Regions from separate parts of the Homo sapiens genome. Here region 1 is linked to region 2. The links are chromatin loops, found by intact Hi-C in ENCODE. Cell type or tissue: thyroid gland. All regions are shown on one strand. Each heading gives the region's core, and the rest is flanking DNA. Links, peaks and the distances in the headings are about the cores only.

What was found. A loop is a pair of places that touch in the nucleus more often than their neighbours do. Peaks named below come from ENCODE experiments on the same cell type or tissue, not always from the same donor. Only the 100,000 strongest peaks of a DNase experiment are listed, where the experiment ranks them.
Region 1: it touches region 2 in a loop (1.8-fold over the local background); 1 of 110 quality-filtered maps calls a loop at or near these places.

The regions. Positions count from the first base shown.
Region 1 is chr11:69,460,607-69,470,251 of GRCh38, forward strand. No RefSeq gene overlaps it. Among named protein-coding and RNA genes, the nearest start is that of LINC02747, 15 kb to the right of the region's middle. RefSeq lists enhancers at 666-1,234, 3,079-3,812. In thyroid gland, for the core only: no CTCF peak of the experiment used is centred there; a DNase peak (open chromatin) is centred at 5,115.
Region 2 is chr11:69,535,905-69,545,549 of GRCh38, forward strand. No RefSeq gene overlaps it. Among named protein-coding and RNA genes, the nearest start is that of LINC01488, 59 kb to the left of the region's middle. RefSeq lists enhancers at 1,019-1,520, 1,521-2,020, 2,768-3,428, 3,447-3,591 and a cis regulatory region at 3,514-3,517. In thyroid gland, for the core only: no CTCF peak of the experiment used is centred there; DNase peaks (open chromatin) are centred at 3,027, 4,057, 5,897, 6,217 and 1 weaker place; H3K27ac peaks cover 3,727 bases.

The DNA of each region.
Region 1 (9,645 bases), core at 2,560-7,559, 74 kb before region 2:
AGAGATCTTTGGATCCCCAAAACTTCTACGTCAGGAAGCAGGCTGAGAAATGACTCAATTGCAAACACAGGCTATGTTTTAGGGAAAAGGGAGGCTGATTCAGAGGGTGGAGCAAGAGCCTGGAAGACAGAGCCAAAAGCCACAGTGACTCACTCTCAGGTAGTAGGACTGAGCCCCAAACAGGGAACTGGCAACACATGCCCAGCTGGATTTCAGAATTGCTATGGACCAATTACATCTGTGTGCTCATTATATTTACACATTCTGAATTGGAGTGTCTATGGTGGCTCTCCTCTACCTGGCTCACCACTGTATTTGGGTGAGATGGGCAAGAAACCACAACTTAAGACCATCATTCACCTGGAGCTGATGGAGAGGATGCTTTCCTGGACTTTGAGCCTGATGCTGTGATGGGATGAGAGATTGGGGAAGTGCAATGTAGATAAAAGGAAAAGTCTATTTTGCATGCAGTAAGAATGTAAATGATGGAGTCCAGAGGGAAGCCTGTATTGTATTTTCCAAAAATGGCCAGAACAATATATCCAGGCCCATGTGCTCTTCCAGAACCCTGCCACTCCCCATCAACAGGCAGGGTCTATTTCCTCTCTCCATGAACCTGGGCAGGATTTTGTGACTGTCTTGAATAGGCTGTGGCAGAAGTGGAGCTATGACTTTCAAGTCATCAAAAATGATGCAGCTTCCATCTCAATCTGTCTCCCTCTCCCACTCTCACGCCCCACGCCCATCTCTTAATTCTCACCCTTCAAATCTAGCCACCATGTTGTGAGGAAGCCCAACCCACATGAAAAGGCCACATGTAGGTTTTCTAGCCAACAGCTCCAGCTGAGGTCTCAGCCAAGAGCCAGCATCAACTGCCAGGCATGTGAGGGAGCCTCCCCTGGTGTGCTCCCATTTCTTGAGCCACAGAATCTGTGAGCATAACAAAGGGTGGTTTATGCCACTAAGTTTGGGGTGTTTTGTTATGCAACCAGAGTAAATGGAACAATGTATTTGCAGCAGATTGCCAGAGTCCCAGAGGTGCACACACCCCCCAGGTCACGATTCCCCCACTGGAAAAGGGAATGGGTCCTCAGGGTAAGAAGCCTGGATAGCCACAGGAGAAGGCTGATTCCAGCCCGGAGTGGGAGATGGAAACCTCGCCCTGAGCCGGCCCAGCCCTCCCCAGGCCATCCAAAGGGAGTGACTGTTTTCAGGGGAACAAACCTCACCCACTGTTCTTCTCCCTTGTAGCAACTGGAGTCTGGAAGTACAGAGAAGGAGAAAAGCCCAGCGCATTTCTGAAAAGGGGAAGGAGCATGGCCCTGCAGCTTTCTCTAGATCCTGGTTCTTCAGCATGGATGGAAAAACATCTCATCCAATCAAAATGCAAGCCTTGGCTCCATTCTATGGTGTCTGGCATTTTTCTTCTTCCATTCTCTTCACCCCTGTTTCATTATTTCAGTGTTGTCTGAACCCTTGCTGTTCCCAGTGTGGTTCTCCAACCAGCAACAGTGGCATTGCCTGGGGAGCTGGTTTGAGAGGTAGGATCTGAGGCTAGCTCCAAGTCTGCAGAGTATGAATCTGCAGGATTCCCGGGCACAGAGCTTGAGAAAAGCAGCTCTATGCAGACTCACTGGTGAGTCCAGCTGGCTGGGAGGGCAGAGGGACGCTCAGCCCAGGGGAGGCCAGAGCATGGATAACCCGCACAGTGACAGCATGGCTGCTGTCGATGGGAACGGCACCAGCTCTACACCCACTGGAGGCTGGGGACCATCTGCAGACACTGATGCTGAGGGGCAGCACCTGGCCCAGGGATAGCAGAGAAGGGTCTGTCTCATGTGCAAACCTGGTTGCCGGGTGTTGGCCAGGGTTGCTGGGCTGAGGATGATTTGGGAGGGAGAGTCTAGACGCTGGAGGAAAGAACTCTGTCATCAATTAGCTGTGTCTGCCGGCGCATGAGAGGGGAGTGGCGCCTTGTGGGTGTTATTTGCTCTCCTTGCCTAGAATGTGCAGAATTGCTTTTGTGCCATTTAAACTTTCTTTCCTCCCCTCCTTCCTGCTAGAAGATTTTCCAAGAGACGTTGCCATTTGTGAGCCCATCACTGCACGTGCCAGTCACCCATCAACCTTCCCTGGGTTCATGTGGACAGGACGAACGTGGGACCCGTAGTGTCTGGCCTGGACCCGGCCCCAGACATCCATGGCCACACCAGTTGCTCAAGAGCCAAAGAATCTTCCAAGCCAGCAGTGTGGGGCCCCAGCCCGTGCGATTCACTGCTGTGCTCATTCCTGACAGCATGCTTTCCGCAGCCTCTGCTGTATGGTCCAGCAGCAAGGTACCCAGGTCTCGATATGTCTGGTTCCAGTTTCTTTTCTGAAAACCAAAACAGCTGTGTGTCTTGGATCTGAGGACACTGCACAATTCCTCTTATCCCCAAATACCTGCTTCCCCATGGGACATCCCAGTCCCTCAGAAGGGGCTGCTGAATAGCTTGCAGAACCCCTTAGCTCAGACCTTCTCCCCCACCCGAAAGCCGGGCAAGGAAAGCTGTTCCCATTTACAGATGAGGAAATTGAGGTTCTGAGAGGCGAGGGGAGCTGTAGATCACATGAGCACCCAGAGGCAAAGCTGGGATGGACGAGTGGGGGAAGCCATGGCCCCGTGTCCTGCACATGGGCTGAGTGCCCCATGGGGCACCTCTCTGAGTTCACCCGCACCGAATGCCAGCCGGTGGGGCTGGGCACAGGCACCGTGGCTGGTGGGAAACCTCCCCAGTTCCTTCTAAGGAGCATGCTGGACCCACACCCTCCCACAGAAGCTTTTCTGGAAACAAGCCTGATGACCTCAGCACATTTTTTCCAAACACACCCTTCCTCCCTCTCCCAAAATCTCAGTGACTTTGGACCATTTCCCTAAGGATTGGCTAAGGCAGGGCTGAGGGCCTTCTCAGGGGACTCCCTCCTTGAGCAGCCCTGCAGCCCCCATCCCACCCCAGCCACCGTCCTGGCCTGCTTAGCTGGGATCTTCAACAGAAAAACCACAAATAATTGAGCTGTTTAGGAGAACATCAGTCTGGGTTTCCATGGCAACAACCTCTGGAGCCAGCTGCCCCGACAGCTAACAGCTCAGGGCCAGGCCAGCCTGCCTCCAGTTCAGTGGCGGACCCGGGTCCACGCTGGCTTCTGGGGTTCCAGACTAGGAGCCTGGTCCTCCACAACAGAGGTCAGGCTGGGCACCAGGAGGGGAAGCCTAGAGGGCTGAAGCCAGAAACCCCCAGAGCCATCCCCCCGCCCCAAATCATCACACACAGGCCAGCTGCTGGGGGCCGGCACAGCTTCAAGGCTTCACTTCTTCCCTTCTGGCCTCAGCCTCACCCTCCTGCAGGGCCAGTCCCACTCCCCCCAGCAGGGCAGGTGGGGAAACAGAGGCCCCGCAGGGATCTGTGGCTGGCCCCGGCACACAGCAGGCGCCTGGTTCCCGAGACCATTCTGCAATTTGTCTCAGCCTGTGGCTATTCCCACTCCTGGAGTACAGACAACCCCAGGGGCCTCTGCCTGCCCAGCCTCTAAGGAGCAGAGAGTCTTCTGCCCCTGCAGAATCCTAAGGGTAGCAGAGGCTGCGCTGGTTCCCTGGGCTTTATCTGCCCTTTCTTGTTCTCTCCCCATAAAAAGCCTACTCTCTTTACCCATTTTGTTTATGAGAAAAGGAAGGCACGGAGAGGGCAAGGAAGTCACCCGGAGTCACACAGCTCCTAAGCAGCAGGGCCCGGGTGGAGCCAGGACAGTTCATAACCTGTGCCATCTGGGAGCATCATCAATCCCACCACACCTGGGGTTGCCAGGCTGCCCACAGTCCCCCACCCAGCATAGAACCGACTTTTGAGGGACACAGCCTCTTGGAGACTCTGAAGCCGCTCAGCAGACAACTCCCTGGTGCCCCACAGGGCTCATGCCCTGTGCCTGGGACCCCACCCGGGGGGTACAGAGAGAAATAAGAGTGGGCTGCTACCAACCTGAACCTTGCCATTGGGTGGAAGGGAGAGTTTTGTGGACCAACTGCCACTAAGCCATGAAACAACATAGGTGTGGCTCTACCTGGCAGCAAGTCTCACCAGGAAAGGTTTCCGAAAGAGGGAGGACTGGGGAGAGGGCAGGGTGAAGTCCTCCATGTGATGGGACCAGGAGCCCACAGACCACCGGGAGGCCCAGCCAGGGGCTGTGGGAGATGGAGCTGTGCTGGAGCCACTGCTGAGTGGGTGATGGGTGGGGCCGGAGCAGCGCCGTATGCAAAGAGAGAGGAGCTAACAACTCTGCAACCAAAGAGCAACTAGAGAAAAGAAGCCTGTCTTTTATTTGTGGATTTGTGACTTTACGTACCTACTTTGTCACAAAAAGAAGATTCTAGGAGGCTTACAAAATTACAAAAATGCACACAATACAATGTGATTTTTAGTAGGTGAGGAAAACATAAGATGAAGCAGAAGTCAAAATATATGCCCTAAGTCCTCAATGTGTACTGTGTGATGTAGTAGTAAAATTGACTCTGAGTTCCCCGGCAGCCAATGTGAAAAGGAAAACACACCCTGCCTTTGAATTTACAAGGAGCATGGGATAAAACTAACAAGCTGCTGGGAGACACTGGGCTACAGCTACTTCTGAAAAAGAAGAGGAACTTCTTATCAGGATCATGTTGACAGTGTCAGCATGAATAGCAACTGGACAGTGTCCCAGCACACACACAGGGATGCCTCTGGCCCATTTTAATCATAGCATCCCTGGGGACAAGAGGTTGGCTCAGGCCCCCTGCAAGGGATAAGCTGAGGTAGAGGGGCCTGCAGCTGTCTGGTGGCTGCGCCTGAAGAGGCTTGAGCACAGCTTCGAGGGTGAGGCATAGTGGAATCCAAACCTTGCAACTCCCATGGGGATGGGGACTTTGCAGAATCCCACAAGATTCTGCAAAGTCCCCGTCCCCCGCTCCTGCCCTCCTTCCAGTTGGAACTAAGTTACAGAAGCACCCACTTGGAGCCTGGTGCTCAGACTTGGCTGCAAGCTGCAATCACCTGGGAGTTTACAAAGTTACTGGGCGCTGGGTTCCACCCCCAGTTCTGACCTAATCTGTCCGGGGTGCGGTCTGGGCATGAAAAGTTTTTCAGGCTCTCCAGGTGATTCTCGTGTGCAGCCAAGTTAGAGAACACTGACTCCCGGGGAGGTGGATTACCTGTCCTCCCGGCAAAGCGCAGGACTCGCAGTTTGGCAAGCTTCCAGCAGCAGCGAGTTCGGGTGGCTCCGTGGGGAGCCTTACCCCAAGGCGACAGCTGGGTGGAGGGTGCCCCCCAACAAGCCGTGGGGCTGAAGGGAAGCCACCCACCTCAGAGCAGGGGTTCACCATCAGCCATGGGGGTCCTCAAAAAATAATGTGGGTGGGCTCTTCTTCTAAGCGCCAGTTATATAAGTGATCTGGACCTGTAATTTTATTCCTTAGATAAGCTTTTCCCCAAGATTGTGTTCTGCATGGCGCTCATTTCATGATGGTGTGAGTCAGTGGCACGCCAGAAGATATGCCATGGCAAAGAGGCTGTGGAGCCCGTGGCAGCCAACATTAAGCAGAGATTTTTCACAGCCAAAGATGCTGACTCAGCTCTCGTGCCCGGTTCCCCAAACTCTGGGCCATGAAACCCTATTTTCCAGATCTAGTGTTTTTCAGGAGCTGGTTTCATGGCACTGTGTTCTACAGCCTATTCATTGAGAAAGGCTGCTGTAATAATTTCAGCCAAACCTGATTATTAAAAAAAAAAAAATCATTAATTAAGGAGCTCTAGGGGCCAACAGAAGCAGAACACCAAGCTTTGGATACAGAGGCTTCCTGAAGGAACCTTGGAGATAAAGTAGCTGAAACATGTACCCGCAGGTAACCCAATGAGTCGAATCAGACTTGTTAGCGCTGTGTTGGCTAAATGTTGAAAGAGGTTTACTAAAAATGACAATTCACGTTTTGGAACAATTGAATCTATGCCATTCTTTCTGGCAGTAGTCCAATCCTAGGTCCAATCACCTGTTTAAGGAGATTTTCAGCTGGTGACAAAATAATTCCATTAATAAGACTTAATATTTTTAATATAAGGAAAAAAATACTATAAATCAACAGAAAAGGACAAAGGACAAGAAAAAAAAACAATGGAAAAACTAAGAAATGCAGGCAGCCAGCAGAGGCCTGGTGAATAGGCTGGGTTATGCCACAGTAAAAAGCATCCTCCCCAAAGCTGAGTGACTTAAACCACAATGTCTGTTTTTTGCTCACGCTCCGTGGCAAGTGAGAGTCCCAGGCCTTTCTTCCCATCAGTCTAGAGCAGAGGCTTTCGGAGGCTCAATCTCAGCCTGGGCTCTAAGATCTCAGGAGGACCAGGGACAGTGGAAGGAGTGAACATTTACTGGCTCTTAAAGTTCCATCCAGAAGATACACACACTGCTTTCACTTGCACCCCCTTGGTCAAAAAAGTCCCGTGACCACACCCACTCTCAGAGCTGGTGAGGAGTGCAATCTTACCTGAGCCCTGGAGGAGAAACCAAATTCAGTGGGAACAAAGACGACATCAGAACAACCAGGAGACACTGTGCAATTGTTTGCCAAAGTTGACAAAAGCTAAAGCAAAAGTGAATGGAACCTTGCCTTTAGGCAGTTTATCTTTTTAGCCTTTTGGTGGAGAGAAGGGAAGAGAGAGGGCTGGGGACCTGGGGAGGAGTGGGGACATCCAGCTCAGTGCCAGGGAAAGTGATGTCAGGCACAGGTTAGGGAAGGGCAGGGCAGAACACCTCTCGCTGGCTCTGCTGGAAGGTCACTCATGCACAGTGGTTCTCATTAGGATTAGGATGCAAGCACCTTAGAAGCACCCTTTGCCTTGCGGATGCCTGTGGCTAATCCTCACGCAGAGAGAAAGGCCGAGGGAAGGTCAGGACAAACAGCATATCCTCATCTTCCCCCTGGGGTTTTCCAGGACCGGATGATAGGACAATAGTCAATAACAGGAGACCAAGAAGCAAAGACCACCTATGCCACGGAAGAAACTTGCAATGTATGAATAAGGAAAGTGGCCATTGCAGGAATTATCCAGCCCAGGCGTCAAGGTGTCTAGGAAGACATGAGACCTACGTGAGTAGGCGGTGCGGTGGGGTTAGGGAGTGTGGCTGTGGTTTATGAAAATGAGCTTCTGATCAGAGGGGCCTTATCTAGAGAGTCAGCAAAGCAAGGTGAGTTAGAGGCCAGGGTCAGAGCCGCCCTTCAGGGAGGCCCCGAGGAGTCTCAGAGGCTGGGCCCTGGAGCCCAGGTGGGCACATTGCCAGGACCCAGGCGGACAGACACTGGGATGTGTACATTTCAGGGGAGCTGGTCTCAGCTTCTAGACCTGAAGAAAGCCGTCAGCCCTGACCTCACCACCCAGATTCTCATTCTGCCCTGGTACTAGAACATTGACCCAAACACAGACAGAAGAGAGGAGAGAGGGCACTGGGAAGAAGCAGCTAGAGGTGGGAAGGATGGGGGGAAGGTGCTGCCAAGAAAATGAGGCGTTTCTGGAAGGTGGTGGTCTTCATGTCAAAGCCAGCAGAGCCAAGTACAAATTGGGCAAAAGACCCACCTGGGTGTCCTCTGCAAGACAGGGCTCCGGGAGTAGCCAGGACAAAGGGCACAGAATTCCTTACAGCAAGAGCAGTTTCACTGATTTACTAATAGGTCATATTTAGCGAGCATTGGCCCGCACTGGTCATAGGCCGTGCACTGAGCTAGGTATTGGGGAAGTGGTTTGTCCACTCGTTCATTCATTTATTCATTCATTCCATGGGTTTCTTGCGCATCCACTGTGGGCCAGGCGCTGTGCTAGGTGCTTGGAATGAGGCGGTGAACTGAGTAGATACAGTGTCTGCCGCAGACTCCATTCTCATAGAGGAGACAGACAGGAAGTGCGTAAACCTGTAATAGGATAGAAAAATGGGGTACAAGGTGACAGGGTGGTCACGGAGTCATAGCGGTTAGTGTTTCCTAAGCACAAACTCAGTACCTTGAATGTGTCAAAGCCATTTTCATCCTCACCGCAGGAGAAAGTTCTGTTATTTCCCCCATTCCACAGAGGAGGAAGCTAAGTCACAGAGAGCCAAGGTGACCTGCCCAGGGTCCCACAGCTCATAAGGGGTAGCCTGGGAAGTTGAAGCCAGGCAGACCAGCTGCAGAAAACCCACAGGAACCTCAGTGCAAGGTGGTTTTATTGGGGCTGAGGCCTCAAGCAGGGGAATGTGGCCTCCTGAGACACTCTGGGCGGCCAGGGCCTGCCTGAGGTGGGACCAAGCATGGTGGAGTGGCTGGAGCCCGGTGGGGAAGGGAAGGAGGGAGAAGGCCTTGGCAGGAGCAGACATGAAAAGCAGGTTGATTTTATTCTACTTGAAACGGGATGCCATTGATGCCGCCTCGCTGTGGTGGAAGCGGACACGGGGCGGCCGGAGCCAGGCGTTCTGGGGTCAAGGCCACAGTGTATTTTAAATGGTCGGAGATGGGTGTACAGAGCAGGTTTCTGGGCCCACTTCCAGAGATTCTATCGTTGCAGGTCTGGGCAGGGGCTCCGGGGCCGCCTTTGAAACTCTCTCCAATGCACACACACCCACTGTGAGCCTCTGGACGCACTCCTGCCCCCAGGAAACTGAAACTCCCTGTGGATACCAGGGCCCTCCTCCCAGAGGAAGAACAGTTGAGCTGCTCCCTGATGGAAGAAAGACAGTTCCAGAACACGTGACGGTGAGGACAAGAATTTCAAGCCAGGGGGAAGACATGAAGGAAGGACCGGACACCTGGAGGTGGAAATCGCAGACAAGGGCTGAGCTGGAGGGGGCTTTGGGGTGACTGGATCACAGAGGGTAGAAAGGGGTGAAGCAAGCCTGGGTCATAAGTTGGGGCTCCTTCAAAGCAGCCACAGACCCAGGGGGAGAGGCTGTGGGCACAGCTAAGCCCCTCGTTTGGTTGGTGAACTCTGACCCTCCTGAGGCAATCCTAGTAATCATAGCAGCAATACGCATTGCATTTTCGGGGTGGGCCAGGCCGGGCACTACCCACATTCCTAGCAGTGATTGTATTTGATCTGTTTGGTTTTGTCTGAGACAAGGTCTTGTGCTGTCGCCCAGGTTGGAGTGCAGTGGCACAATCACGACTCTCTGAACCTCAACCTCCCAAGCCCAAGCAATCTTCTAGCCTCAGCTTTCCAAGTGACTGGGACCCCAGGTGTGTGCCACCATGCCCAGCTCATTTCTTTATTTTTTTGTAGAGATGAGGTTTCACTGTGTTCTCCAGGCTGGTTTCAAATTCCTGGGCTCAAGTGATCCTCCTGCCTCAGCCTCCCGAAGTGCTGGGATTATGGGTGTGAGCCACCGTGCTGGGCCTCATTTGATCCTTTTAACAGCTCTGTAAGCAGATGCAATGATCACCTCCAATCTATTGGTGGAATAACTGGGGCTCGAGTCAGACCACATGAGCCATCATTAGCAGAGGCTAGGTCTCTTTGGGGACCAAGCCTTCAGATAATAAAAATAGCCGTACGGACAGTAACACAAACCCACCTCACTTATCCAAATTCTGAAATCCAAAAACCTCTGAATCCCAGAATTTTC
Region 2 (9,645 bases), core at 1,491-6,490:
CTGCTTGTGGCATCCCACAGTCCCTTGTCACCCATAAGAAAAGTCCATGCCCTTCCACAGCATCCGGCCCTCCTGCTGCTCAGCCCCGCTGCTCTACAGAGCCCCCCCACACTCGCCCCAGGGTTCCCGCCTGCCCAGACCACTTCTTGCCTGGCCCAGCTAGCATCCCCCTCCTCGGCCCAGGCCCCTCCCTCCCCTCATGCCCATCATGCCCCATCCATCCCCAGCACCCTAGTCCTCTTTCCAGAAGCTCCTGCCTGCAGGCTCTGCCATAGCCGCATCCTGTCTGCTCACTGAGCTCATTCCCCACCAGCAGCACCAGTCTTGTGAGAAGCTCCTCGGGCCCTGCCCCCTGTCTCCTTGAACTGGGATGGACTGAACTATGTCTCCTGGAATAGACTGAACTGTGTCTTTCCCATGCTCCTATGAGGACATCCTCATCCCCAGAGTGAAGGTATTTGGAGACAGGGTCTTTGGGAGATGACTATGGTTAGGGAAGGTCTGAGAGTGGGGCCCTATGATGGAATTAGTGCCCTTATGAGAAGCAACACCAGAAAGAGAGTCCTTGCGAGCTGTCTCTCCACCCCCACCATGTGAACACAGAGCGGACGCAGCCTTGCACACCGGCAAGGCAGGGAGCCCTCACCAGGAACTGAATCAGCCATCACCTTGTTCCTGGACCTCCAGCCTCCAGGTGGGTCAGGTGCACTGAGTCAGTGAATGAATGAAGGGCTGGTTCCTGTGCCCATGTCTGCACGTGTCCTCCCTCTGCCCGGGCATCTCCTGGAGCCCGGTATAGGCAGACTCCAGCAGGACCTGTGCTGCACGCCTCAACTCCCCAGGCCCCTCCCTTCACTTGTTTAGAAATGCACTGGAAATACTGTGGGCGCCATTTTCACCAATCGAGTGTGCGGAAGCTTTTAGTAAACACGGGTTACTTTGATGCTAATTATATTTAAATAACATGTGTGTCTACAATTATATAATTATACATATATGTAAATACAGAAAAAAATACCAAAAAATAATGAACTATTCCCAGGCAGGGGTCTTCTGAAGGTTATGGGATCATTTTGACTTGCTCTTCTTTATACCCTTGAGTATTCTCCAACTTGCTTACAATGAGCGCGGATTCTTTTTTTAATAAGCAGAAAAAAATGTTGCTTTTAACATTTAGGAAGCTGTCCTGAGTATCTGGCACATTAAAGGGAGCTTGCTGGGCACTGTGGGATTCATCGATAGGTAAGAAGGAGAGGCAGAGTCCCTGAACTCCATCAGCCTCCAGTCTGGACAAGACCAGACACCCACACGCAAAGTGGAGCCAGGTGGTGCCCTGTGGGAAGCCAGCATGTGCCAGGCACCTGGAGAAGGAGCCAGAACTGGGTCTGGGCTGACGGAGGGGAGACCCACAGGCTACGTGGAGAGAAGAAGCATGTCTGGCAACGGAGGGCACGCGGCTGGAGGGGCTGAGGGGATGCATGAGAAAATGAGTTTGGCTTCAAATATGGATGTCACCAAATGCCAGCACAGGGCCTCAGACTGGACACACGGCCCGTGGGTCACCTGGTGCCTGTAAAGGGGCACCGTGTTTCTTCTGAAATATCTCTGGCCACTGGGGAAACGCCGTGTGTGTGCTGGAGTCACATTGCATCCCTTGCCTGGACACAAGAGCAGGCCCCACCTTGCTCTATCTTCAAAACGCTACAGCACGGAGCCCCCAGAAGCAGGGGTACCCCTTGGGTGGCCGCCTAAGTCAAGAGGCCTTGATAACCGGAAAGTCACACTTTTTTCTTTCTGAATGGTGCAAATCAATAGGAAAAATCGAGATTGTCTGAGGAAGCTTTCTTCAAACATTACAGAACATTGTCCACACTGAATGTTTTGTTCATGTTTGAGGGCTGTGTAGAGGGGATTGATGGAGATGGTGGGGCTGCTAAGGCCCCCATATGTTCCAGAGCTTGAGGCACAGGCCCAGCACCCAGTGGGTGCCCGGTGTGATTGCAGAGCCTTCTGAACGGTGCTGTGTGGGTCATGGGAGCACTTGACCCATCCCAACCAGAGGATGGCCATGTTGGGGGATGTGGCTCCAGAACCCCCAGTGCCCAGCCCCTACCAGTCTTCTTCCCGAGCTGATTTCCGAGGGCATAAATCTGCTTCCCTCCTGCCCCTCACTCCTCTAAAGAAAGGCCTCCTGCATCCCTGGATCCCCGATTTCATCTTTGAGGCCACCAAAAAGTCACTTCCTCCTTCCTTGGTCTAGATGGTCCTGACCCCAGCAGAGCAGGGACTCGGCAGGGCCACTGCTTAGGGAGCATTGAGAGCAAAGGGGCTGCTTTCAGCCGGTGGTTCTCAAAGTCAAGGCTTGATGAAGACACGTGCAGAAAGGAGATGGGCTGGAACTGGGGGGCCTCAACTCTGCAGCTGGGGAACCTGACCCAAGTTGACCAAAGCTGGGGGACGCAGGCAGAGTCTGGCTCTGGCACCTCCAGCTGAGCCACCACAGAGGGTCCTCAGCTGTAAAGCAGGGACCCAGGGACCAGCAGCCACAAGGCAGGGTTGCTGGGAGGGGCCATGAGCTGAGCAGCTCCGAGGCTACACCCCAACTGTGTCTGATTAAGTCCTTTCTGTTACTCTTTAGGACTCGCCCCCAACGCCAACCCTCCTGACCTTGTCCCAAGTCTCCCCTGGCTGGTTTCTCACATTGTCCTGGGTCTTGATCACTGACAGTTGACATAGCTGTCCCCCACCCCCAATCATCCTCCCCCAGGACAAGTGACATGTCATAGTCAATGCTGTCTCTCTCCGGCACCCACTCAGTGGAGCCACTCAGGGCCAGTTAATTCAAGGAAGGAAGGAAGGAAGGAAGGGAGGGAGGGAGGGAGGGACGGAGGGAGGAAGGAAGCAATGCCTCTGTTGGAAAGGTACCCAGGCTGCCTTTTCCTCCTGGAGATCAGGGCCTGCAGCAGGGCTGGAGTGGGCAGGAGGAAGCCCTGGCAGGACATGCCCAGCCCCTCTCATGTGGATGGCAGCCATCCAGCAAGAGAATGTGGGCAGAGGAGGTGGATTGGTCAGGGCTCTGCTTCAAGCCAGACTCCTGCCTGTGGGCCAGGCTAGGGGACTGAGGCCTTGGGTGAGGACCTGAGGCTCTGAGCTATGGTGGACCCAAAACCCAGACCTCTGCTTTCGCCAGTAAGCGGAATAGCATCAGGGATGATGGGCCCTGGCTCACAGGCCACCCGCTGCTGAGAACGTGGCGGGGGACCGAGCCAGGGGCTTCAGGCCAGCTGCAGTGAAAGGACGGGAGGGGCAGCCTCCGACTTGCCTGGTGCCAGCACCTGCAGCCCACAGTGCACCGAGCCTTCCCAACCAGGCCCCACCATCAGATCCAGCAGCAGGCCCCTGGATTCCCTGATTTCATCTTTGAGGCCTCCAAAAAGTCACTTTCTCTTTCCTGTCAGGCACCCACTCAACAAAGCCACTCACAGCCAGTTAGTCAGAAGGAAGGAAGGAAAGAGGGAAGGGAAGGGAAGGGAAGGGAAGGAAGAGGGAAGGGAAGGGAGAGGGAAAGAGATGGGAAGGAAAGGAGACTTCTCAGGCCCCAGAATTCTGGAAGGCTCCAAAAACCTGGTTAGACAGTGGCATGAGGAAGCAGCGTGCCCAAGAGTGAGGCAGCATTTGCCACAGCGGGATATAGAAGGGAGAGGTAAGACGGCGTGTGCCGGTGCCCACAGCCTCTCAGCCGCAGGGGACCGAGGGAGCTGTGGCTTCCCTTCATTGCCTACTTTTAGGTTTTGTAACCACGTGAATGCCTCATCCACTGAAAAAATTAAACTTACAAACTTGCCAGAATTTGCCCCTGAGGGCCCGAAGCCCCCCTGGGCGAGGACGCTGCAGCAGTGCATGTGAGTAAGACCCTGTATCTGCAGGGCCACCCCTCTACCACCCATCTCGGCACCCACACCCCCTCAGCACCCCAGGCTCCTCTGCAGAACTGAGGCCCCTCCCCTCCACGGAGGCACTTCCCTGTCTCAGAAGGGAGGAAGTCTCTGCTTGAGTGCCACCTGACTGGAATCTCACAGGAGGAATTGAAAATCAGCGTCACAGGCCCCACTCCTGGCCTCCACCCCAGCCTGGCTTAAAGCAGAAAATCAACACATAGAAGGAGATGGCTATTTTGAGTGCTGGGAGCCAGTTTCTCTCCCTTTTCTCCCTCGTCTTCCTCCCCCTTTCCAAGGGCCTGGCCCCTCCTGGGAAGGCAGGGAAAGGACAAAGACCCTGGGAGAGGGACGCGCCTGCCACTGCCCAGCCTGGGCGGCAGAATGACACAGGCGCTGGAACTCACCCTGGCATTGGCCTGGCAGGAAGGCCCAGCTGCCCGCTGGCCCGGCTCCTCCTGGGCAGCTCCGTGGGAATTCCCTGGGGGCAGAGCGCATTACAGGAAGCGGCCGCTGGGTGCAGGGCGGGCTTCTCTGGTTCCCATAGACCATCCCCTCCCCATGAACTGGAGCAGGCTTCCCGTGCAAGCCCATTTGGCCTGGAAGTAGGAAAAATACCGCTCCTATGGTTCTGTGTTCTGCTGGAGAAAAGTCTCCGGGGCCGGGCCCCACCCCGATCCCCGCTTCTTACCCACCCCACCTACCCTGGCCGTCCCTCCACTTTCTCCTTACTTCCCCCAACTCAACCACACTCCACAGGGTCATGGCTGCTTTCTCTGAGCTGACAATGCTGGTGCCACTGCACACAGGACCACCTTCTGCACCCCTAAAGGGACAATGGCCGGTTGCTGGGCTTGGTGATGGTTCAGGGTCTTGAAAACCTTTTCTCTGCCCGCCCCTGCCCCCACCAACCCACCACAGACTGAGACAGCAATCCCAGGGCCTCCGTGGGAGAGGAGAAGAGCGTCCCAGGACACCACCCACCAGAGCAGCTCAAGCCCCCAAGCCAATCCCTGCCCTGGTTCCACACCCCAGCCCCCACTGAAACCCCGGAGGCAAAGCGTCGCTCTAGCTCTTATTCTTAGCATCGAACTTGCTCCCACTACGGTGGGAATAAGGTACCTGGCGCCGGTGCATGTAACAATGGGCCGGGGGCTCAGGCGGCAGGTTCATTCTGAGAACCCTCCACCTCCTTAAGACATTTCTTGAGGACTTGGGTTTATGATGAGTGAGTCATGGAGCCACATAATTAGAGATAGGAAAGGCAGCTTTGCCAGGGCCTCGACTTGGACCAGAACGTTCTACTTTTAGATTCATGGAACAATCACATCTCACTGGACCTGAGACAAGTGAGGAAACTGAGCCCCAGAGAGGCAACCGGGACTCTCGGTGGAGTACATGGGGAGCAGGGACAAGATGAATGGGGGTCCCACATCTCCAGAGGTCTGGTGATCTGGCTAATACATGGCATCAGAAGTACCAACAGCTGTAGGAAGGGAGGCTGCATCTCCAGCCCCCCAGGAAGGCATGGGACCAGTCCAGTCTGAAGAAGGAGCTGGGGGCAACCCTGAGGGTCAGCTCAGGCCTCAGAGCAGAGGACAGCTGGGATCATGATTGGTTTTTTTCAATCTCAGCCTCAGAGCAATGCTCCAAGAACAGGAACCTAAAGGAAGCCAGGCTACGAGATCTGGCACTTGCATCTGCTCCTGGAAGCCAGCCTGGCCTCTGGAGGCCTGAGAACCTGGTGCCACTGTGAGGACCTCATGCCACTGTGAGGACCTGGTGCCAGTGTGAGGACCTGGTGCCACTGGGCTCTCGCTCTGGGCTTTTCCTTTCAGTTATCAGTCTGCAGTGGAGACTGGTTTCCACTGCCAGGGTGAGGATGTTTGGACACCATGAGAACCCTCTCGAAATTCCAGGGTTTTGAATTTCAAGCTGAGCTGGGTCCCGGTAGTATTCAGGTTCACAGGAAGTTGGCACAAATCAGCCTCCTGCTTATGATGGGCAGTGGGGAGGGGGTCAAGGAAAGCCTCTTAGGAGGTCACAATGACATCTCAGACACCAGCGAGTGCTTGTGACACATACTGCTGAATGAAGTCTGGGTGAATCAGAAACACGAGGCTGCATTTCCCTTGGAATACACTCGGGGTTAATAATTACATGAGAAATCACTTGGCAAATCCATGTGGGGTGTTGCTGAACCCAAAACATTCAAGAAGATGTTTGACTAATCCCATCCCTGGGCATGGCCCATTCTTTCCAAGAGGGCAGGGGATGGCTTTAAACAACTATGGGCCACATGCTTGCAACCCACAAGGCCTGGCTGCTTTCCAAGAGTGTTTCTCTGCCCTTGAACATCTAGGAATCGAGTTCACCTGGGGAGAGGGGATTTTTTTCCCAAGTGATTCTATGGGAATTGATTACCTGATTCTCTGGTTCTAAAACTTCAACAGCATCTACTGGGAAAATGAGGTGGGGGGAACACGGGGCGGGGGACGGGGGGAGGTGAGGTGGGCGATGGCTCCTGGGGGACTTGTTAAGAAATATTTTGGATGATTCAATGACTCTCCGGACTAGAAGCCTTTTGATTTTGATTAACCACGAAAAAAACTCCACCGGCAACAGTGAGATCATTGCGTGAGTGGGGCTGCTTCGTATTGTCATGAGAGTTCCATGAAGGCCCCGAGGGCACTCCGAAATATCACAGTGGCTTCCAGGAAATTCTCTGCCAGCATCTGCAGGCGGGAGACAAAGTGTTGCCTTGGTCCCATTTCTGGGGCAAAGGCGACGCTCCGCACCCTGCACTTGGCGCTCTGCGCTCCGCACTCCGCAGGCCATAGTCTGCACTCCGCAGTCCCCAGCCCGCACCCCACACTCTGCTCTGCACTCCGCACTCCGCACCCTACTGTCCGCACTCCTCACTCCACAGTCCATACCCCACACTCTGCAGTCCGCACTCCGCAGTCTGCACTCTGCATTCCACACTCCGCAGTCCTCACTGCCGCAGTCCACACTCTGCAGTCTGCACTCCTCGGGCTGCTGGCAGGGCCCTGCGTATCTTTGCTCAGAACTTTCCTTCCCAGAGCCTCAGCTTTTCCGGCTGCCTGGGTGGCCTCAGAGGGTCTAAACAGCTTTCCATGCTCCTTCGCACCATACCTCTGGGCTCGGGGCACAACTTCTGCCACATTCTGTGCCACGTGGTCACTAGCACTGCGCGGCCAGATTTCCACAGGCGTCCATGCCGCAGTTGTGTGCTAAGGGTCTACTGTGTGGCAGAGACGCCCAGACAAAGAAGACACAGCTCACGGGCTTGCGTGACTTACGGGTAGGGGGACCCACCCACCTGGTCATGGCAAACCCCTGAGAGAAGTAGAATGCGCTGCCTTGTCCATCCCCCGCCACCCATCCATCGGTTCATTCATTCCATGAATATGTGTTGGGACATGTAAGACTTGCTTTCATCCCCTGTAGTTGCTATGACAAAGTCCCACAAACTGGGTGTCTTAAAACAATAGACATTTACTCCCTCAGAGTTTCAGAGGCCAGCCATCCAGAATCAAAATGTCAGCAGGGACAATGCAGTATGGCTTAACTGTGTCCCCCAAAAGTTCATGTGTTGGAAACATGGTTCCCAGTGCAGCCGTCTTGAGAGGTGGGACCTTCAGGAAGTTGCTGGGCCATGAGGATCCTGCCCTCGTGAGTGGATTAATCCATTCAGGGGATAATGGATTCATGGCTTATGGAGGGAATGGGGTAGTTATCACGAGAGTGGGTCTATGATGAAACTCACTTCAGCCATATCTCATGAGCCCCCGGGCATCTGAGGCCCTGTGCCCCTCGGGACTCTGCAGAGAGTCCCTGCCAGCAAGAAGCCCCACATCAGAGGCACCCCTCAACCTGGGACCTCCCAGCCTCCAGAACTATGAGAAATAAATATCTTTTCTTCATAAATCACGCAGGTAATTACTTATAACAACAGAAAATGGACTAACACAGCCACACTGTCTCTGAAGGCTCCAGGGAGGATCCTACCTTGCCTTGTCTGGCTTCTGGTGGTTGGTGGCACCCTTGGCATTGCTTGGCTCATGGCCCAATAGTCTCACCTTCAATAGTCACGTGGCCTCCTCCTGTCTGCGTCCCTGTAATCAAATGTCCTTCTTCTTCAAAGGACCCATTGGATTTAGGGCCCACCCCACTCCATTCTGACCTCGTGCTAGCTTATTACATCTTCTTCTGTCTGCACCCACCCTATTTCCATGGGAGAACCCTGAGGTCCTAAAAGGCCATGGACTCTGTGGGGTCACCTTCCAGCCCAGCACAAGCATGTTGCAGGAGCAGGCACTGTTCTAGTCTCTGCCATCACGTACCTTGCATTTCCGGTAAGGGAGATGGATTTGAAAGCCATAGTCCGCAGGTAACAGAACGCCCGGTGGAGCACAGCTCTATGGAGAGAATGAAGCAGGGGCAAAGGCTCCAGGGTGATGGGGACACCGTTGTCTGCAGGGCAGCCCAGGAAGGCCGCTGTGAGGAGCTTACAACTGCAGGGAGGTAGTGGGACTCCCCAGGGGAGGACTGCTCCGGGTACAGAAAGCAGTCAGTGCCATGGGCTTGAATGAGAAGTGTGCCCGATTTCCCAAGGCCTAGCAAGGAGGCAGAGTGGTGGCTGGGCAGGGACTGAAGGAGGAGGAGAAGCAGGCAGGGCGGCCACTGCCAAGTCCCAGAGCAGGGCATCTTTCCCGAGCATGCTAAGGACGTGGGAGTTGAACTGTGGGCTTGGGGGAGCCTTAAAAGAGAAGTGGCCTGGACAGAGTCTGTGCCAGGCCTGCCCTGGCCAAGATGGGGAGAGCCAGGTGAGGGGCAAGCGGGGAGGAGGAAGAGCAGCCACGGAGAGGCCAGCAGCACCACAGAGCGAGGCTGAAGCGGGGGCGATGCGGGGTTCTGGACGTAGGTCTCAGTCATGCTGACGGACATCGCTGAGCTGCAGGATGGGACCAAAAGAGCAACACCATGGACAACTACGAGGTTTGGGGTCTGAGCACCTGCCAGGTGGCCGTGCTGTTGCTGTTGGCTGATGGGAGAGTAATCAAGCGGAAGATAAAATGCTCTGTGGTCGGCTGGGCACAGTGGCTCACGCCTGTAATCCCAGCACTTTGGGAGGCGGAGGCAGGCGGATCATGAGGTCAGGAGATTGAGACCATCCTGGCTAACACGGTGAAACCCCGTCTGTACTAAAAATACAAAAACAAAACTAGCCGGGCATGGTGGTGGGCGCCTGTATTCCCAGCTACTTGGGAGGCTGAGGCGGGAGAATGGCATGAACCTGGGAGGTGGAGCTTGCAGTGAGCCAAGATCGTGCCATTGCACTCCAGCCTGGGCGACAGAGCAAGACTCCGTCTCAAAAAAAAAAAAAAAATGCTCTGTGGTCACAGCAGAAACTGAGAGGAAACCTGCCTAGATTCAACATTCAGGGAAGGGGACTTCTGAGCTGGGTTTTGAAGGATGACTAGGAGTACCCCACTGTGCCCAAAGTGAGCAGGTCCTTCAGGGGAGGGGTCAGTATGCCCTTGTGTCAAAGCCTCTGATGAAGGCAGTTTCTGTCTCCTCTCCTAAGCCTCCAGCCCCTCCTCTCCTGAGCCTCCAGCCCTCGAGGCAGGTCCTGCGTCACCGTCACCGGGAGCAGCAGTGGGCAGGAAGAAAGGGGCAACTGTGA